Linked DNA regions of Homo sapiens: regions 1, 2 and 4 are each linked to region 3. The links are chromatin contacts, found by Hi-C or POLR2A ChIA-PET in ENCODE. All regions are on one chromosome and are shown on one strand. Each heading gives the region's core, a stretch centred on a gene start or an enhancer-like site at or near the end of the contact. The rest is flanking DNA. Distances are from core to core; before and after follow the strand shown. Region 1 holds the start of B4GALT5 (beta-1,4-galactosyltransferase 5). Region 2 holds the start of STK4 (serine/threonine kinase 4). Region 3 holds the start of ZMYND8 (zinc finger MYND-type containing 8). Region 4 holds the start of SDC4 (syndecan 4).

Region 1 (4,074 bases), core at 935-3,434, 2.4 Mb before region 3:
CTTTGCCTCCCAAAGTGCTGGGATTACAGGTGTAATCGCCCAGCCTACCTTTAAATATTTAGCAAAAAATAAAAATTTTCAACATATGAATATAGATACATACATGTGGAAAAATGATAACAATGATCAAATCCAGGTGGGGAGTGTACAGATGTTTCTTGTACTATTCTTTCAACTTTTCTGTATGTTTGAAAATGTTTCATAGATACGAGGGTTGGGAGGGGCCATTGTGTGGGCCAACAAAAACTATTTGCAAGTTAGATGATTCCGGCTAGTCTGGGATTTCTGGTCCAGGGCCTTACCTGCACTATTTCATCGAATCCACATCACATCCCCGTGGGGTGGGCAGCACTGGGTCCGATTCACAGGTGATGAATAGAGAAGCTCAGAGAGGTAAGTGACTTTCCCAGAGTCACACAGCCAGGAGATGCCAAGCCGAGATTTGAACTCACATCTATCTGAGTCAAAATTCTCTGCTTTCCTTTTTGATCGTTTAAGCCTCTTCTCTTCCACCATACCATTCTCCAGGGGTATTGAATTAGGTGACAGCTAAGCACTCTTACTATGTGCACTTTGCATGTATTACTTAAATCCTCGCAACAACCTGATGAGGTTGCTAATAACCTCCTCCATTTTACCGAGGCACAGAGAGTTTAACTTGCGTGAGGTCACACAGCTAACAATGGAAAAGCTGGGAGTCAGAGAACCTGGGCAGTGTGGCTCTAGACTCCCCACTTAAAGGATCAAAGAAACACTGTAAAAAGTAGAAATCACTTTAGGAATATAAATCAGAATTATTGTTGATTCTCACAGAATCCCTGCAAAGTCCTCTCCCCTCCCCACTGCTTCTGGCATTCCAAGACAGTACCCTAGTTTCAGATATGTCTACACAGGGACACTGGCCTCCTCAGTCCAGCTCCTTGAGGCTACTGCTTCTTGCCATAAATTTCTAGGACTGTTCATTGCCTTCTGAGGTCCTTTGAGCTGATGCTGATCTGAAAGCATTTTTTTGGATATGGTCCCATACCCAGGTGATGGGGATAGGATACCGATTTGCCTGCAGGATAAGAATTAGAGGTCATACAGACTGCTGAGACAGTTACAACCTAGAGGTCAAGGGCCTGACATGGGAGACAGGCCAGTTTTGATTTAAGCCCTTACTGCAAGGCTTGGGTGAATTGCCTTTCCATCTAGAAACCTCAGTTTCCTCATTTGTATGATAGTAATAATAACAGCACACATCTCAAGACTGGTGGGGGAATTTCATGGCATGAGTGAAGTCCATGTTTCTCAGCAGAAGTCTAGAGACATTGACAATTGTTATCATTATGCTATTTCTGATACAGTAGGATCCCTGACTACAGCTCCAAGCTCATCCCTATTTCCCCCCCTACTTCACTGGATTTTATCCATGTTGGCCTTGGATTCAACTCGGGGGCAGATCAGCCCTTTTCCTACCTCAGGGCCTTTACACCTGCTGTTCCCCCTGGTATGACTGCTTTTTCCCCAGCTTATTCAAAAAAGCTGGCGCTTTCTCACCCTTTTATATCTCAGTTCGTGTCACTGCTCAGTGAGGCCTTCCTTGACCACTCCAGCCTGCCTGCAATACATCCTCCTGTTTTATCGTATTCATATGTGTTACCAGTACCTGATATTACTAGCTGATTTGTTTCTTTTATCTCTCACATAATGTAAGTTTCAAGTAGACAGAGATTTTTATCGTTTTTTTTCTCTGTAGCATGCCCAGCGCCAACAACTGTGTCTGGCATTCAATAAATAAATGGTGAATTGAATGAATGAATGAATGAATGAATGAGGGTGTATACCAGGCCGAACCCCCAAGCCTTGCAGTCCCCACTCTTCTGCTGCAGTGGGCAACGAGATGAGTCAGACTTTGTAGATGGCCCCTTGGCCCCCGAGATGGGGGACGAGCTAGCGCGGAGCACTTGGGAGACATTCCCCGAAAGCCTGGGCGGTGGCCGCACTGGGAGAGGGTCTGTCGCCATTTGGCGATTACTCCATGCGGGCTGCTGTGGGCGCCGAGCGAGGGTCGGCGGCGAGCGCAAGCGCGCGGGTCTTTTGCGACGGTGCCCGGCGGCACTGGCCCCGCCTCCCGCGCGTGCGCCCCGCCTCCGCCCCCGCCGCTGCGCCCGCTCGGGGCCGCTCTGGCCCCCGCCCGCTTCATGTGGCCCGGCCCGCGACGGCCGGCGGCTGGGAGCGGCGAGGCGGCGGCGGCGGCGAGTGGCGGCCCGCGAGGCCCGGGAGGCGGTGGCCGAGGCCCAGGCGGTGGCGGCGGCGGCCCAGGAGGCGGCGGACGGGGAGCTGCGGGAGCAGGCCCGGCCTGGCTCTCTAGCGGCCGCCTGGCTGCAGCATGCGCGCCCGCCGGGGGCTGCTGCGGCTGCCGCGCCGCTCGCTGCTCGCCGCGCTCTTCTTCTTTTCTCTCTCGTCCTCGCTGCTGTACTTCGTCTATGTGGCGCCCGGCATAGGTAGGAAGGGGGCTTGGGACCGCGGCGGCTGCCGCTCTGGCCTTGAGGGACCCGGGGAATCCCCGCCCCTCCCTAAGGGGCCCCGGCCGGGAGGCGGCCCTGAGCCTGGTCCTCCGAAGACTCCGGAGTCCTGGCCCGGCTCTCGGGGACGCCAGGACATTCCTGCCCTCCGCACCCCAACAGGCGCCCGGGATCCCTCTCCCGCGCCAGCCTCCGGCCCACCCCGCCCCTCCTAACGCCACCCTCGCGAACCCGACTGTACCTTCACGCCCGCCCCTTGCTCCGGAACCCCCTTCCCGCTCTTGCCTCGCTGGAACTCCCACTTCCCGCTCCTCTGCTCGAGAACTCCCGCTTCCCCTTCCCTTCCCCGGGGTCTCCTCGAACCCCCATTCCCGGCATTCCCCGCACCCCAGTCCCCCGCGGCGCGCCCGCTCTTCGCCGAGCCCATGTGCCCGGGTCCCAGGCCGCCCCACCTTCTAGCTCCCATCCATCCTCCCCCACTCCCCATGACTCCATCGTTTCCTGCTCCCGTGAGCCCCCTCCCTCCCCTTTCTTCCTCTACTTCCCCTATTACATCCACCTCCAGGTCCTCCTCCCTAACTCACGTTCACCTCTTCAGTGGCCTGATCTCTCTGCCTGCCGGTGGCACCCCCCTTCCCCTTACAGAGGTCCACCCCCATTCAATCTCCTGCTAATCCCCTGAGCGTCCCATGCCTCTTCCCCATCTCCCCCCCCCCCACCTCGCGTACCCACAAGGGCACATCCTTGTCACCTTTGCCCCCAGCCCCCCAGACTTTCAGCCACAGCTTCTTTCTCAACTGAAGACCTGGGGAAGGGGTGCTGTCTGTGTTCTTTCTTCCACTTCTGCCCTCTCCTAGCCTTGAGGGTAGATGGTGTGGTTCTTCAGTATTGGATAGTGCCTGCTCTGCGGACAAAGGAGAAGTTTAAATTGTCCGTAGAGAAGGGGATATGATTGGGGCCTTTGGGAAATGGTACCAGGTGAGAAGGGGGAGCATGGAGGAAAGATGTAATGGGTACTCCTTCTTTTCAAAGTCTTATCCTTTAAAGGAAAGGCGGTCTCTGGAGAAACTGACCCTCCCACCCCTCCCCCGCCTGCCCCAAGCATAGTCTTTTATAAGACCACAGGGCACCAGTTAGGACAGGAAGAGATCAGAAGGAAAGACAGCATGAAGGTTAAGAGCGGAGGACACAGAGGTCAGACTTGGATTCCAATCTCTGCCCTGTATGACCTTGGGCAGGTTACTAAGCCTTTGCATTTCTCCTCTGTAAAATGGGAATGTGAGTCCCAATCTCATACAGTGTTAAGGATGGAAGTAGATACATGTTCTTTAAAAGCACTTACCACTGTACCTGGTGCTTGAAGAGTTTTAAAAATAAGTAAATAAAGGCAGCTATTACATGTAACTTCCAGGAAGAAGGGAGTTAGGTGGAACGCTTAAGGAATGTGTTTGCCTGACTTGGCATCACTATGAGGAAACCTCAGTTTATGGTGAAAAATGATCAGAAGATGCTGCTGGGGTAGGGGCAGGGAGAGTAAATTCTGCTAGAAAAATTTTGGATTATATGG
Region 2 (4,080 bases), core at 1,330-3,829, 2.4 Mb after region 3:
TATGACTGGTGTCCTTATAAGAGGAGATTAGGACACTGACAGGTACAGAAGGAAGAACATGGAGACACAGGGAGATGGCCATCTACGAGTCAAGCAAAGGCGTCAAAAGAAACAACTCTGACAATGCCTTGATTTCAGATCTCTAGCCTTCAGAACAGTGAGAGAATAAATTTACGTTGCTTAAACCACCCACTCCATGACACTTTGTCTTGTCCTGATAAACTGATACACGTGATAATAAAATTGATCTGCTTCAAATTAGGCAATCTACTAGTTACAATGAGCTGGGAATCACCAGCCACTTCAGAACCCAGTCCTGCAATGCTCTTCTCTTGTGCTTTTAATACATTTTTTAAAATCCAAAAGGTACAGGAATGAGCATGCCAAGAAACTTTAGTCCTTTGCTCAAGATTATGTAAGACAAGGCAAAGGGGGAAACAAAACTCAGATTCCTAATCCTCTTTTCAATTAAACCAAGGCCTCGGAGAAAGAAACCAAGAAGAACGAACGAACATAGTTCAGAAAGAAACATAACTAGTGTGCATTCATAATTGGATCACTATGGTACTATAGTAAATATCTGCTAACATACACAGAGACCTGTGAAACAGGGGTACTTTTAGAGAGGCATCAGAGTGAGGCAGTTAAGAGCATGGCCGGGCCCGGTGGCTCACGCCTGTAATCCCACCACTTTGAGAAGCCAAGGTGGGCGGATCACGAGGTCAGGAGATAGAGACCATCCTGGCTAACACGGTGAAACCCCGTCTCTACTAAAACTACAAAAAATTAGCCAGGCGTGGTGGCACGCACCTGTGGTCCCAGTTACACAGGAGGCTGAGGCAGGAGAATCGCTTGAACCCAGAAGGCGGAAGTAGCAGTGAGCCGAGATTGCGCCACTGCACTTCAGACTGGGCGACAGAGTGAGACTCCGTCTCAAAAAAAAAAAAAGAACATGGACTTTGGACCAGACCCCATAGACATTAAAATCCTAGCTCTGTCTCTTACTTGCTATGACTTCTCCCAGCAAATCACTACCCTCTGTATCTCAGTTTTATCATCTGTAAAACAGACATATAGGGATATCTACCACACAGGATTGTTGTGAGGTTCAAATGAGTTCAAATGAGGTTTTTATGGTTCAAAAATGGTCAAATATCAGCAATTTCATATGCTTCAGCAGGACACATGGAAAGCACTTAGAACAGTGCCTGGCACCCGGTAAGTGCAATATGAGTGTAATAATCATTACTATTACAGTCTCAGCACACTACGCTAGGGTGAATCCAAAGCCCATCCCAACCACCTATTTGCCTTCTGCAATGTTTGTGCACCTCAAACATCCCCAAGCTCAAACAACCCCTAAGAGTGCTGCCCAGGCAGTCAATCCCTTCTCTTCACCTCTTGGTTGCCCTGCACTTCCACACCCTGAACACTTCCTTCTTTAGAGCTCATTCTGCTGCAGGAAGTCAGACGTCTCTGTGAAATAGAAGTAACCACACTGAACCTCAGAGAAGCATGACTCCTTCGGTCTCTAGTCCCTACTTTTCTCCAGATGTGGTAGAGTGGCAAAAGACCCGGGATGTCCACAAGGGAAATCCAGGAGTTGAGATTTTCTAGGATCAGCCACCATCCTGATCTTGAACTAAAGCAATTCCAGGTACCACTAGGATTTGGTGCTGATATTCACAAAACAACTGAGGCCTGAAAAGGGCACAGACTGGCAGGGTTCAGTGACCCGGAGTAAAGAAGGAAACACTTCCCAACTACTCTGGACCTCAGTCTCCCCATCTCGAAAATATCCTCTTATTTCCTTACCTACCTCCCAATGTCAGGTTCTGAAGAGCTGAGGAGGATGTGAAGACCATTAGGAAGACACTGAACATCAGTAATAAAAGATGCCATCCTACAGTGGGGACACCACCAACAGCATCCTCTGAAATGCTACCCTCCACCATCCCCTCCCTTGCTAGACCCTCAACCTTTCCTCGCATGCTTTCAGCCTTAGGCGCAAAGCTTTTCCCCTCCACAGATCCCCCCACCGCACCCCTCAAGTGGGACTTCAGACCCTTAGAAAGTCCACCCGGCCTTCCTCTTGGCCAGTTCTCGATCCACCCCCTTAAAGAGATCCCTCACAGATTCTCACCCTGCTTCAGCATTCGCCCCCACCTCCGTGAGTCCCTGCTTGGATAGCGTTCCCCCGAGTGGCCCGGCCTCAGCAGGTACTCTCCCTAACTTGTCCCCACGTTCCTCAGCACAGTCTCACCACAGCGAGTGCTCCCTCTAACCGGTCCCAAGTCTAACCTCCTTAGCAGATGCTCCCCTCAGCCGGACCCTCACCCACCAGACGTCCCCCCCCTCACTCAGCAGGTGCCCCATCGGCTGGGTCGCTTAGCTCCGGGGACTCCCACACAGGTGTATCCCCTCAACCAGTTCCCGCCTTTTCTTCCCCTGACCCCATGCCCGTCCTCTTAGCCAGTGGCCCCTCACCGGCGCGGCGGGTTCCTCAGCTGTACCGTCTCCATGGCGCTGCCAGCAGCCGCCCAGACCCGCTCACTGCTCCATCCTCCCGCGGACCTCCTGAGCCCGCCCCGCAGACCCTCCCACACTTCCGCTTTCCGCCCCTACCGGAAGCGGCGCGCGGCGCGGGAGCGGGGCGGAGCCACGGCCCTGATCACGTGGTTCGGGCGTGAGTCTTGTGGCGCGGTGGGGCGCGGACCCGGAACCGCCAAGTGGTGAAGGCGCCTCCAGGCGGTGCCCGCTGGTCTCTAGAGTGTCAGTGGCGCTGTCTTCCTGCGTTACCGGAGCGCACAAAATACTCGGTCCCCAGGCCGAGAACGCACCTCTACCTGGGTCCTGGGTCCCATTTCACAGACTGAGATGCGTGAAGCGCCTCCTTTAGAAGAGCTGACAATTCTTAGCAAACCAAGTTTTGCGTGATTTTGGGGAGGCGGCGCTGCCCCAGGAACGCCTGGAGGTATTTGTGGTTTTCTGCCGCTTACCTGGTTGAACTCTGGTCCCAACGGGCCCCCTGCACATTTTCTCCTACAATGCATCAACGCGCAAATTGCCCCACTGTCTTTCTTAAAGGCCTCCCCTTTAAGTCAGTTTGCAGACATAAAAATAAGCAACATTAATTAAGCATTTGCCGTGTACTTGTCTTCATATATTATCTCATTTAATCCCCTGTGTCAAGCCGATAAGGTCATCCCCGTTTTTATTTATTTAATGATTTAACACAGTCCCTAAACGTTTTCAGTGCTTTACCTCATTTAATACTCCTAACAACCTAGACGGTATTATTATTATTCCTACTTCATAAGGCCAGAGAGGTGAAGTATCTAGCCCAAGGTCACATAGCTTAGAGTATAGGTTTGGGGATTTAAATCCAGTTTGGTCTGATTTCAGGGCCTGCACCACCAAACTGGACAGCCATGGGTGTGTAACCTCTTTTTGGGCCTGAGAAACAGACCTTTCTCTCCACTCAGAGCTCCGGCTTCAGCTATTGTGCTTCCGAATGCCACTACCATCAGTAAGTATTAGGAAAATGGCAGATTCTACCCAATTGACCCATGGGGAAAGTTATAGGAGAAAACTTAACCAGAGCAACCTCTCACTGTTTTTAATTGCCTTGCTTTTCCCAAGGATATGCCATCTACAGAACTTAACACCTGAGCACCCACCCTTCAGGGCCACCCATGGGCCCAAAACGGGATAAAGGAGCCATTCCCTGACATAGGAGGAAAACATTTGCTGAGAAGCTACTGTGTGCCAGACACAATCTTGGACTTTCACTTAATCCTCAAAACAGCCCTAGGAAGAAGTACCTACCGTTAACAGATAAGAAAGCTGAGACCCACGGTTTACACAGCTAAGGAGAGCAAAGGTTTTAACCCAGGACTGTCCTGACTCCACAACATCAAAGTTGTTGTTTTGTTTTTGGTGTTTTGTAGAAACAGGATCTCCCTATTATTACCCAGGCTGGTCTCAAACTCCTGGGCTGCAGCAGTCCTCCCACCTCGGCCTCCCAGAGTGCTGGGATTACAGGCAAGAGCCACCACACCTGGCTGATGAATAGGAATT
Region 3 (4,261 bases), core at 585-3,084:
ACTTTATTGCTCCGGAGTTATGCCTCCTGGCATATGGCTGCGTTAACTCTGGACGCTTTCTCCAGCCTCTAAAGAATGGTGTTTATTTAGCTTCTGTGGTTCCAGGTTGCTGTTTTAAAAAATCCTGTTAATTAAGCACCTTGTCATTTAAAATGCCGAAGAAGGAAAGAGAGCGAGAAAGCTGGGGACATTTTACGGTCCTTTTCTATCTCTGGGTACAGACCAACTGCGAAGGCAGCTTTAGGGAGGAGACCAGCAAAGACCTCCTAACGCAATTGAAGTGGGTAGAATTGTAAGCAGCTCTGAACAACCAGTTAATATTTTACTGGGGAGCGGTGCCAGAGATGGGGGGGTGGGGGGGCTGCCAAATGGAGGGCTGTGTGTGAAATCGCTGCTCCATCTGCCTTGGGGGACGAAAAGAAGCCGTTCTCTGTGCAAATAAATGGAAGCAAGAATCCTTAGGAAGCCCAGGGGATTTGTCTGCCCACCGAGGAGGGCCCAACTCCCCCAGGCACACACATACAGGGATGATTGTGGCAGGAAGGGCTGACCTACGGGGGTAGGCCTGACGCATAATGGGGGCTCTTGTTTCCGGGCTGAGCGTGCCATCTTTCTGTCTCCCTCTGGATTGAAATGGCTTCTCAGCCCGAGAGGCACTGCCTGTGCCCTGGATTCACAAGGTACACGCCTCCCTGGGAAGCAAAGGCTGAGAGACAGCGGCTCTCTCTCTCTCTTTCTGCATCTGCCGGGAGAGCTGCAGCTGGTATTTTTCCACAGGCCTTCGCTGCGATCTCAAGGCCTAGTTTTTCCCAGCCAGGCCCCGAGTCCGAGAGAGGGTTAACAGGCAGGAAGCCGAAGGCATCGCAGGCTAATACGGAAGTCAGATTTGTGTTTAACTGACAGGTTTAGCAGGTCTCGGCCGCGGGGGAGGGGCCGGGAGGGAAGGGAAGTTTGTAGATCCAGGCATGTGGCCTGCGAGGAGGGCTTTGGGTTTTTCTTAGGGTAAGGACCGAGAGGGGTCCCCCTTGGCATCGTGGCAGGGCGACAGGAACCCACGTTGATTTTGCCTGCAGGACTGGCTAAGCAGGGCGCGAGAGGCCCACGGCTCCCTGGCCTGCCTTGCAAGGAGGCATGGGGACAATGACTATGCAAACTTGACCACTCTGCTCCCCTCCTCCCCTCAGCAGCTACTCCTCGCTCCTCTGAGAAGCCAGGGCTGCTCTCTGCTGATTTTTCGGGGCTCCCCCGGGCTGCCTGCTTCCCCCAGCTTCTCAGAGGCCTGCCTCAAGCCCCTTTTTCTGGCCCCTTGGCTGTTTCCCCGGGACTCCCCACTCCCCAGCTTCCCCTTCCCCTTGGAGAGCCACCCTGCTGGACTGTTCTAGAAAAAGGCTGGCCTTCCTCCCTGGACAAGGGCCGTTTCTCTGGGGGCAGGTGAGGGTGAGCCGTTCCAGCCCACTCCAAGAAACTCCCTTCCCAGGGACCTCCGGGCCTCAGGCTTTCCTGGAGCAGGTCAGGCTGGCTGCCCTGGCTGGCCCGTGCCGGGAAATCTAGCCAGGGTGCAGGAGAAGTGCGTGTGGGGGCCCCTTTCCCAAGTTTTTCTTGCTGCAAAAGGCCTAGCTTAGCCTGTCTTTTTCTATGCACAGGATGGCTCTTGCTCACCCGAGCCTCACAAAGATAATCGCTCAGGAAGTGTTTCAGCCAATCCGGGGCGGCTTTACACTCCGATTTGCCGGGGCAGCCAATCGGGGATGAGCTTTTATTAGGCGGCCAGATCATCAGCCGAAGTGCCAAACCCTTTTTCTGTGAGAACTAGGAGCCTGTCCTCCATGTTTTATAAGTATTGACATTACACAGTGTTAACAATGCATCCACAGAGGTAAGCTCGACTTTTTAACCATCTTTTTTCCCCCTCCCTCTGAGACATCCGAATTGTGGGCGAGCAGTGTGATTTCTCTGTGGCTGGCCGTGCCACACTCACCCCCAGAGCACTTATGTTAACTTGGAACTGTTTAGAGAGAATTTTTTTGCTTTCTTGGGTCACATGGCTCAGTAGCCATTAGCCATAGCTTGATTTTGCAAACTGGCAAGGGCCTGGCACACCTTTCCTTCCACCAGGGCATGGTGTTTCTGGAAGAGTTTGAAGCTAGATCCTGGTATGCCAAAAAAGAAGCTTTTTTTTTTCCTTCTTTTTTTTTTTTTCTTTCCCTCTTCCCTCTCTCTTCCCCTCTCTCTCTCTCTGAGCAGTTCCCCCCCTCCCACCCCTGCACTATTGTCTTCTCTTTTGCCACATGCCCTGCTGGGGGAAGAAAATGGAAGGTAAGCAAACAGGCTCCTCTCCAAGGAGAGCTCATGGCAGACAGCAGAGCAGGCAAGTTTGCCTCTCCAAAGAGGTTCTGGGAAGGCTGGATAAGTTTTGACAAGAGAGGAGCGTGTTTGCAAAAGAATTGTGCCCTCAGCAGAGCAGTGCTAAGGAGAGTCTAGCTCCTGGGGCCTAGGTGGGTGGTGGTGTCTGTACACGGTCTTCTCTTATTCTACAGAGCTTCTGCACTTGAAACTACATTGTTCAGCCTGTTTTCCTGACTTAGGTTGCTACAGAGTGTTCTGCAAGCCAGCCTACAGCCAGCAAATGTTTCTGAAAGTGTTTTCTAGGCTTTGGAGGAAGTTTTTTGGAGTAGGGATGGGGACTGGGGGGTGGGGGGAGAGATCTTGGACAACATCCTGCAAAAAAAAAAAAAAAAAAAAATCTGCAAGGATTCTGAATCCCTTAGCTTTCTACTCTTGCATGATTTTCAAGGAACTAATGTTACCTTTTATCCTTGTTTTCATTTTCCTGTCCCTTTTATACATTGTATCCTCCTCTCTTCTCCTGTGTCATGGAGTGTAGAGGAAATAAAATCATGTCTGTGGCTCATGACAGCATTCCATATTCAGTTGTTGGGTTGTGTTGTTGTTGTTGTGTGTGTTTTTAATAATACCATGTAACTGTTTAAAAAAATTTCCTTTTTGATCAAGTCCCAAATCTGCCAGCCTGTTCTCTCTTCCTAACTGTGGAAAAATGAGACGGTTGCTTGAACATTTGTTGGGTAAGTAAAGCAATCCATTTCCTCTGTGACCATGTTTGAAGAGTTTTGCGAACATTTGGGGTCTGTTTGTAATAGTGGGTCTTGGCTACAGGAGTTGGGGGCTTCATTAGCAGGAACAAAATAAGGGCTTTTTAAAGAGTGTCTTGATTTTAGGTGACTGTTTGAATCCACTGTTTTTCCTGATAACCTGCAGCTAGGATTGAAGATTATACTTCCTGTTTACCCTGAGTCAGGGGAGAAATGTTCAGTTCATTGTGACTTGACTCTAGACCTTTAATGGGGTTTGTTTGGATATTCAAACTGTGAGTAGGTGATGTGCTTGTGAAATGTCATGAAACTGCTTGTTCTTAGAGGTGCAGAGCCCTAAAAACATTGGTGGTGTAGAAGCTGGTGGTGGTGGTGGTATGTGTGTGTTGGGGGGGTGGTGTCAGTGTGCTCATGTTTTAGGACTTATGTATAGTGCAAAATCTCATCTACCACCAGACTGGGTTTGATTCAGGACTCACTGACCAACACATTTTGGCCTTTTTTCAGGTCTCCTCCACACATCTGTATGCATGCTGGCCCCACATAAGATTTCTCACTTTTTACATTTCCCTTGACCACTTAAGGCTGCAGCTAGAAGTTAAGTGGGAAAAGTAGAGTCTTGTTTAGCAGTACCTTCAGAATTTCCCTAGAAGTTCAGTACATAAATTTTCAGCTTGGAGACCAATCCGACATGACCGTAAATGCAGGAAATATATTCAATTGCTGTGTTATGTCAACTTTATGGAGTCAGTAATCTTTTTTCTTTCAAATGAGTGTCCAGTAGCCCACTTTCTGACACCGAATTGGAAAAAGGCTCATTTAATCAGCAGAAACGTACCACATTCTAAGTTGAGAAAAGTCTGTGCAAGGCAGGCCAGCTTAGCTTCTTAGAGTAAAACTGCAGGCAGTTAATGATGTTATATACTTAAAACTGAACAGTGCCACTGCCCCAAACAAGTAAGTTCAGACACTCAGCTATTTTCTTTGTTCTTATCTCCTTGCTGTAAATGGAAATTACATATCGAGGTTCTTGTGGCCTCCCTAGAAGCAATATCTAATCATAAGACTCCTGGTTTGGTGCCTTCAACGTTTGCATAATACTGTGTTTGTTGGGCTGGAAGGGAACTTAAGGGCAAGGCATTTGTCCTCTA
Region 4 (3,915 bases), core at 268-2,767, 2.0 Mb after region 3:
CCTAAGAATGGAAATAAACTTGCAGACCAGTTCTCAGAGAGATCAAACTTTTGAAAAAGTTCAAAATCTGGTAGATGAAGCCCTTAGAACAGACGTCAGCCACTCTGAGACCAGCGTCAGAGTGGTCTCAGAGTGGCTGAGGCCCACCGCCTATTTTTGTTCAGCCCACTGCTAAGAATGGTTTTTGCATTTTTATTTTTTATTTTTTTGAGACGGAGTTTTGCTCTGTTGCCCAGGCTGGAGTGCAGTGGGGAGATCTCAGTTCACTGCAACCTCCGCCCCTCGGGTTCAAACGATTCTCCTGCCTCAGCCTCCAGAGCAGTTGGGATTACAGGCGCAGGCAACCATGCCTGGATAATTTTTGTATTTTGTAGAGACGGGGTTTCAGCATGTTGGCCAGGCTGGTCTCAAACTCCTGAGCTCAAGTGATCCGCCGCCTCAGCCTCCCAAAGTGCTGGGATTACAGGCATGACTCACTGCATCCGGCCTGCATTTTTATTATAAAATGTCATTTATTTATTTATTTATTTATTTATTTATTTATTTATTTATTTTTGAGACAGGGTCTCACTCGGTCACCCAGGCTGGAGTGCAGTGAGCGATCATGGCTCACTGCAACTTTCACCTCTCTGGCTCAAGCAGTCCTCCCACCTCAGCCTCCAGAGTAGCTGGGCCACAGGGGTGCACCACAATGCCTGGTTAATTTCTTTAAAAACTTTTTGTAGAGATGGGGGTCTCATTATGGTTGCCCAGGCTGGTCTCCAATTCCTGGGCTCAAGGGATCCTCCTATTCCTCGGCCTCCCAAAGTGCTGGGATTACAGGCGTGAGCCATAGAGCCCAGCCGATTTTTGCATGTTTAAATGGTTGGGAATAAAGTCAAAAGAATAATAATATTTCGTGACACATGAAAATTATATTAAATTCAAATGTCGGTGTCTATAAATAATGTTTTATTAGGACCTAGCTGCCCTCATTCCTTTAGTATTTATGGCTGCTTTTGAGCTACGACGCTCGAGTTTGAATAGTTGCCACAGGGATCGTATGGCCCGCAAAACCTAAAATATTTAGCCCTTTACAGAATAGTTTGCTGTCCCCTGTCTTAACACGGTTCACATCCCATTTGGGAAGTTCTGTGTCTTCAGAGGGGAGCACACCCGGTATGAAGGCTGGTCTAAACTCAACACCCTAGGGAAGTCCTTCCCGTCCCTGGGCCTTAGTTTCCCCAACTATAAAATGGGGTTAGCCGCAGTGATCTCTGGGGACCTGCCTGGCAGTGGGTCAAATAAATAAAGGGAGTTGGAGCTCCCGGAGGGTAGGACTAGGGGTTGAGTAGGAGCCGGCGGGCTCGGGCAGGGCGGGTCCCTTGGGGTTTCCAACTCCGCGGGCGGGCGCAGTGCCCCGCAGGCCTCGCTTCCACTGGGGAATTCCGGGCGGGGTGCGGGCGGCGGGGCGGGGGCGGGCCGGGGCGGGGCCGGTAGGCCGCCTATAAGATGGGTGGCGCGCCCGCCCGGGGCCACTCGCCGCAGCCTGCGCGCCTTCTCCAGTCCGCGGTGCCATGGCCCCCGCCCGTCTGTTCGCGCTGCTGCTGTTCTTCGTAGGCGGAGTCGCCGAGTCGGTGGGTGCTTGGAGGTTCCCGGGCTGGGGGCGAAGCGGGGGCGCAGGCCGGTGCCTCCTTTGTTCGTCGGAGCGTGGGATGGGGGGGGGCAGATCGGGGGTACGCTACCCCCAACCGGACACCGAGGCCCGGGAAACTTTGTTGGAAACTTTGCTCCGGGGTCACGGGCCAGCCTCCGGGATGGCTTCACGCGCCGTGCGCCCCTCGCCTGTTGCTCTTCCCGCCTCCCCGGGCCTCAGCCCCGCCGCGGGCTACGGGCTCGTTAGTGACTAAGCCGGTGTCAACTCTTCAACTCCCACACCCTCGTCCCTTCCCTGGTGACCCTGGGGCAGGCTTGGAGCGCTGAATCCCCTCCTCGCTCTCGGGGCGCCCAGAGCAGACAGCTTTAGGATCCGAGATGGCCCTGGGGGTCGGGGGGCTGCGTGTACTCGGAAGGGGGAGGGTTTTAGGGTTGTGCGAGGCCCTCTTTCACACACCAAGGAGAACTGAGCCCTAACCTCAGTTCTGGCCCCAGCTCTGTCATTGACTTGTGACTTAGGGCAAAGTCCTGCCCTTCTGAATCTCTTCCCAATACTGCACCAAGGGTCTGAGGGAATGGGGCAAGAGGGGACACTGCGTTAGGGTTTCTAGAAAGTTGGGGACTCTGCTCTTTTCGAGGACAGAGGAGAGGAATGGTTTAGACTCAACACTTAGCCAGGAGCTGAGCCTCTGCTTTCTGCAAGAAGTGTGTTCATTTTTTCTCAATTGCAGATAAGAAAATTGAAGCATCCACCTTGAGTGAGGTGAAGGGGGTAGGGGGGAGAGAAGGCCTCAATCAGCCCAGGGAAACCTTTCCTTCTCACTGTCCACTGGCCTCCGTCATAGCTGTCCCTGGGCCAGCAGAAGCTCTATCCATGCCCGCAGCCGGCTTAGGAGGAGGGGGGCAATCTCATCTGGGAAGTTGGGGGGCATGGGAATTACTGGTGAAGGCAATCTGTCCCCCACAGCCTGAGCTTTGTGCCCCCTTTGTGCCCTTTAGCCCCAGTTTTCAGAGCGAGTGAGTCCTTGCAGTTTAACCATTAATGTTAATTTCTTTGAAAGCCTTGGGGCTCCTGTTCCTCTGAATTTACTTAGCGGAAGGTTGATTCTGCCTGCAGGCTCTTCTTGAGGAATGAATGAGACCCTAGGCAATACTTCCAGCACAATTCCAGGCATGCCATGATGATTGCAAACGTGGAGCGCCTTTGTCGGGGGGCCAGACATTGCTCTAATAACTTTCTAATGGGTATATCCAGGAGCTTAATTCCAACAACAATCTTACTGTGTACTGTTCTTAAACTGGTCCTGAGGCTAGAGAGGTTAAGTAACTTGCCCAGGGTCACACAGTTAATACACAATAAATGGGTGAGTCAGATTGAAATTTAGGCAGCCAGGCTTTCAAGTTTCTGCTTTAGCTTAACTTCTACTCTTTGTGCTACTCCAGGTGTCCCATCGTTGGTAACTAAAGACGGGTTTAGAATAGGTTGAGATTTTAGGCTGGAAGGCAAAGGAATTCTGAGGTGGAAGGAAACAAGGCCAGAGTGAGGTGATGACTTAACCTAAACCAAAGGCTACCTTGCCTAAAATGTTAGTGGCTGAGGACCCAAGCCTTCTGCCTCTAGCACAGTGCTCTAAACTAGGCCCTGAAGGATGTGTCGGGTCAAGCAACTGGGGAAGCATCCGAAGGGATACCACCTAGGCAGTACAGGGAAAAAGAGGAAAGGACCCAGGAGGTTGCTGAGGTCACCGTGTGCCCAGTCACATGCCAGTTTCCTCCCAGGGGCTGCTGAGCCTTCAGGTGCTTCAGGGTGCTGAGCAGTCAGCTGTGTCCTGGGGGCATTCTGAAGGATGTAGTTTGGGGGAAGGGGACTGTGTCAGTCCTGCCTGGGTGACCCATCAGCTGCAGGAGACATCAGCCCTGGGCAGCTGCTTCCTGAGATAGGTGTCAAGTCTCATCCTGACCTCAGCTCTCCCCTTCCTGGCTAATGTCACAGACCTCCTGCCTGTAACTGGGGCACAGGGCTTCCCCTTTGGCCTGTCCCCTCCCTCTTTTCTAGATTGTGGTTGGAAAAATCAGACATAGTCACGGTTGGCTCGGACTGAAGAGATGATCCAGCGTGTCCTTTTCTTTTTGCAGGTAGAGAAAAGTGAGGCCCAGGGAGAAGGACTTTGCTAATAGCAGTTAGGAGTGATAGAGTACTTTTTATATGACAGATCTGGTGCATTTTGTCCTCACAAAAAGACCTGTCACATGGGGATTCTATTATGCCCACTTCCCAAA

The links. Hi-C counts contacts between places; a loop is a spot of excess contacts on that map. ChIA-PET counts read pairs that join two places held with the same protein, here RNA polymerase II (POLR2A). Pooled maps may share reads with other maps.
Region 1: a map of heart right ventricle shows a loop between it and region 3 (9-fold over the local background). The contact joins the promoter of B4GALT5 here to the promoter of ZMYND8 in region 3. A Hi-C loop is called at or near these places in 1 of 168 maps with a recorded cell type or tissue (heart right ventricle). POLR2A ChIA-PET finds 5 or more read pairs at or near these places in 2 of 52 experiments (SK-N-SH and activated CD4-positive, alpha-beta T cell).
Region 2: a loop to region 3 is called in a map with no recorded cell type, with 6 times the contacts of the local background. The contact joins the promoter of STK4 here to the promoter of ZMYND8 in region 3. A Hi-C loop is called at or near these places in 2 of 37 single-sample maps with no recorded cell type and 5 of 50 pooled maps. POLR2A ChIA-PET finds 5 or more read pairs at or near these places in 1 of 52 experiments (HepG2).
Region 4: a pooled map shows a loop between it and region 3 (2.2-fold over the local background). The contact joins the promoter of SDC4 here to the promoter of ZMYND8 in region 3. A Hi-C loop is called at or near these places in 1 of 168 maps with a recorded cell type or tissue (sigmoid colon) and 1 of 50 pooled maps. POLR2A ChIA-PET finds 5 or more read pairs at or near these places in 1 of 52 experiments (HEK293T).

Annotation. Positions count from the first base shown.
Region 1 is chr20:49,711,988-49,716,061 of GRCh38, reverse strand. B4GALT5 (beta-1,4-galactosyltransferase 5) reads left to right here and starts at 2,184. Exons shown (of 9, transcript NM_004776.4): 1 at 2,184-2,486. The coding sequence starts at 2,372. RefSeq lists silencers at 1,972-2,301, 2,592-2,711.
Region 2 is chr20:44,965,011-44,969,090 of GRCh38, reverse strand. It overlaps STK4 (serine/threonine kinase 4), which reads right to left and starts at 2,579. Exons shown (of 11, transcript NM_006282.5): 1 at 2,488-2,579. The coding sequence starts at 2,522. It overlaps STK4-DT (STK4 divergent transcript), which reads left to right and starts at 2,633. Exons shown (of 3, transcript NR_038341.1): 1 at 2,633-2,974; 2 at 3,406-3,529; 3 at 3,643-4,080. RefSeq lists silencers at 695-824, 2,505-2,754 and an enhancer at 1,285-1,364.
Region 3 is chr20:47,354,272-47,358,532 of GRCh38, reverse strand. ZMYND8 (zinc finger MYND-type containing 8) reads left to right here and starts at 1,834. Exons shown (of 23, transcript NM_001281775.3): 1 at 1,834-1,876. The coding sequence starts at 1,863. It overlaps LOC101927377 (a long non-coding RNA gene), which reads right to left. Exons shown (of 2, transcript NR_134501.1): 2 at 3,900-4,261. RefSeq lists enhancers at 189-794, 474-823, 1,574-1,868, 1,403-2,010, 1,854-2,023 and 3 more.
Region 4 is chr20:45,346,026-45,349,940 of GRCh38, reverse strand. SDC4 (syndecan 4) reads left to right here and starts at 1,517. Exons shown (of 5, transcript NM_002999.4): 1 at 1,517-1,616. The coding sequence starts at 1,557.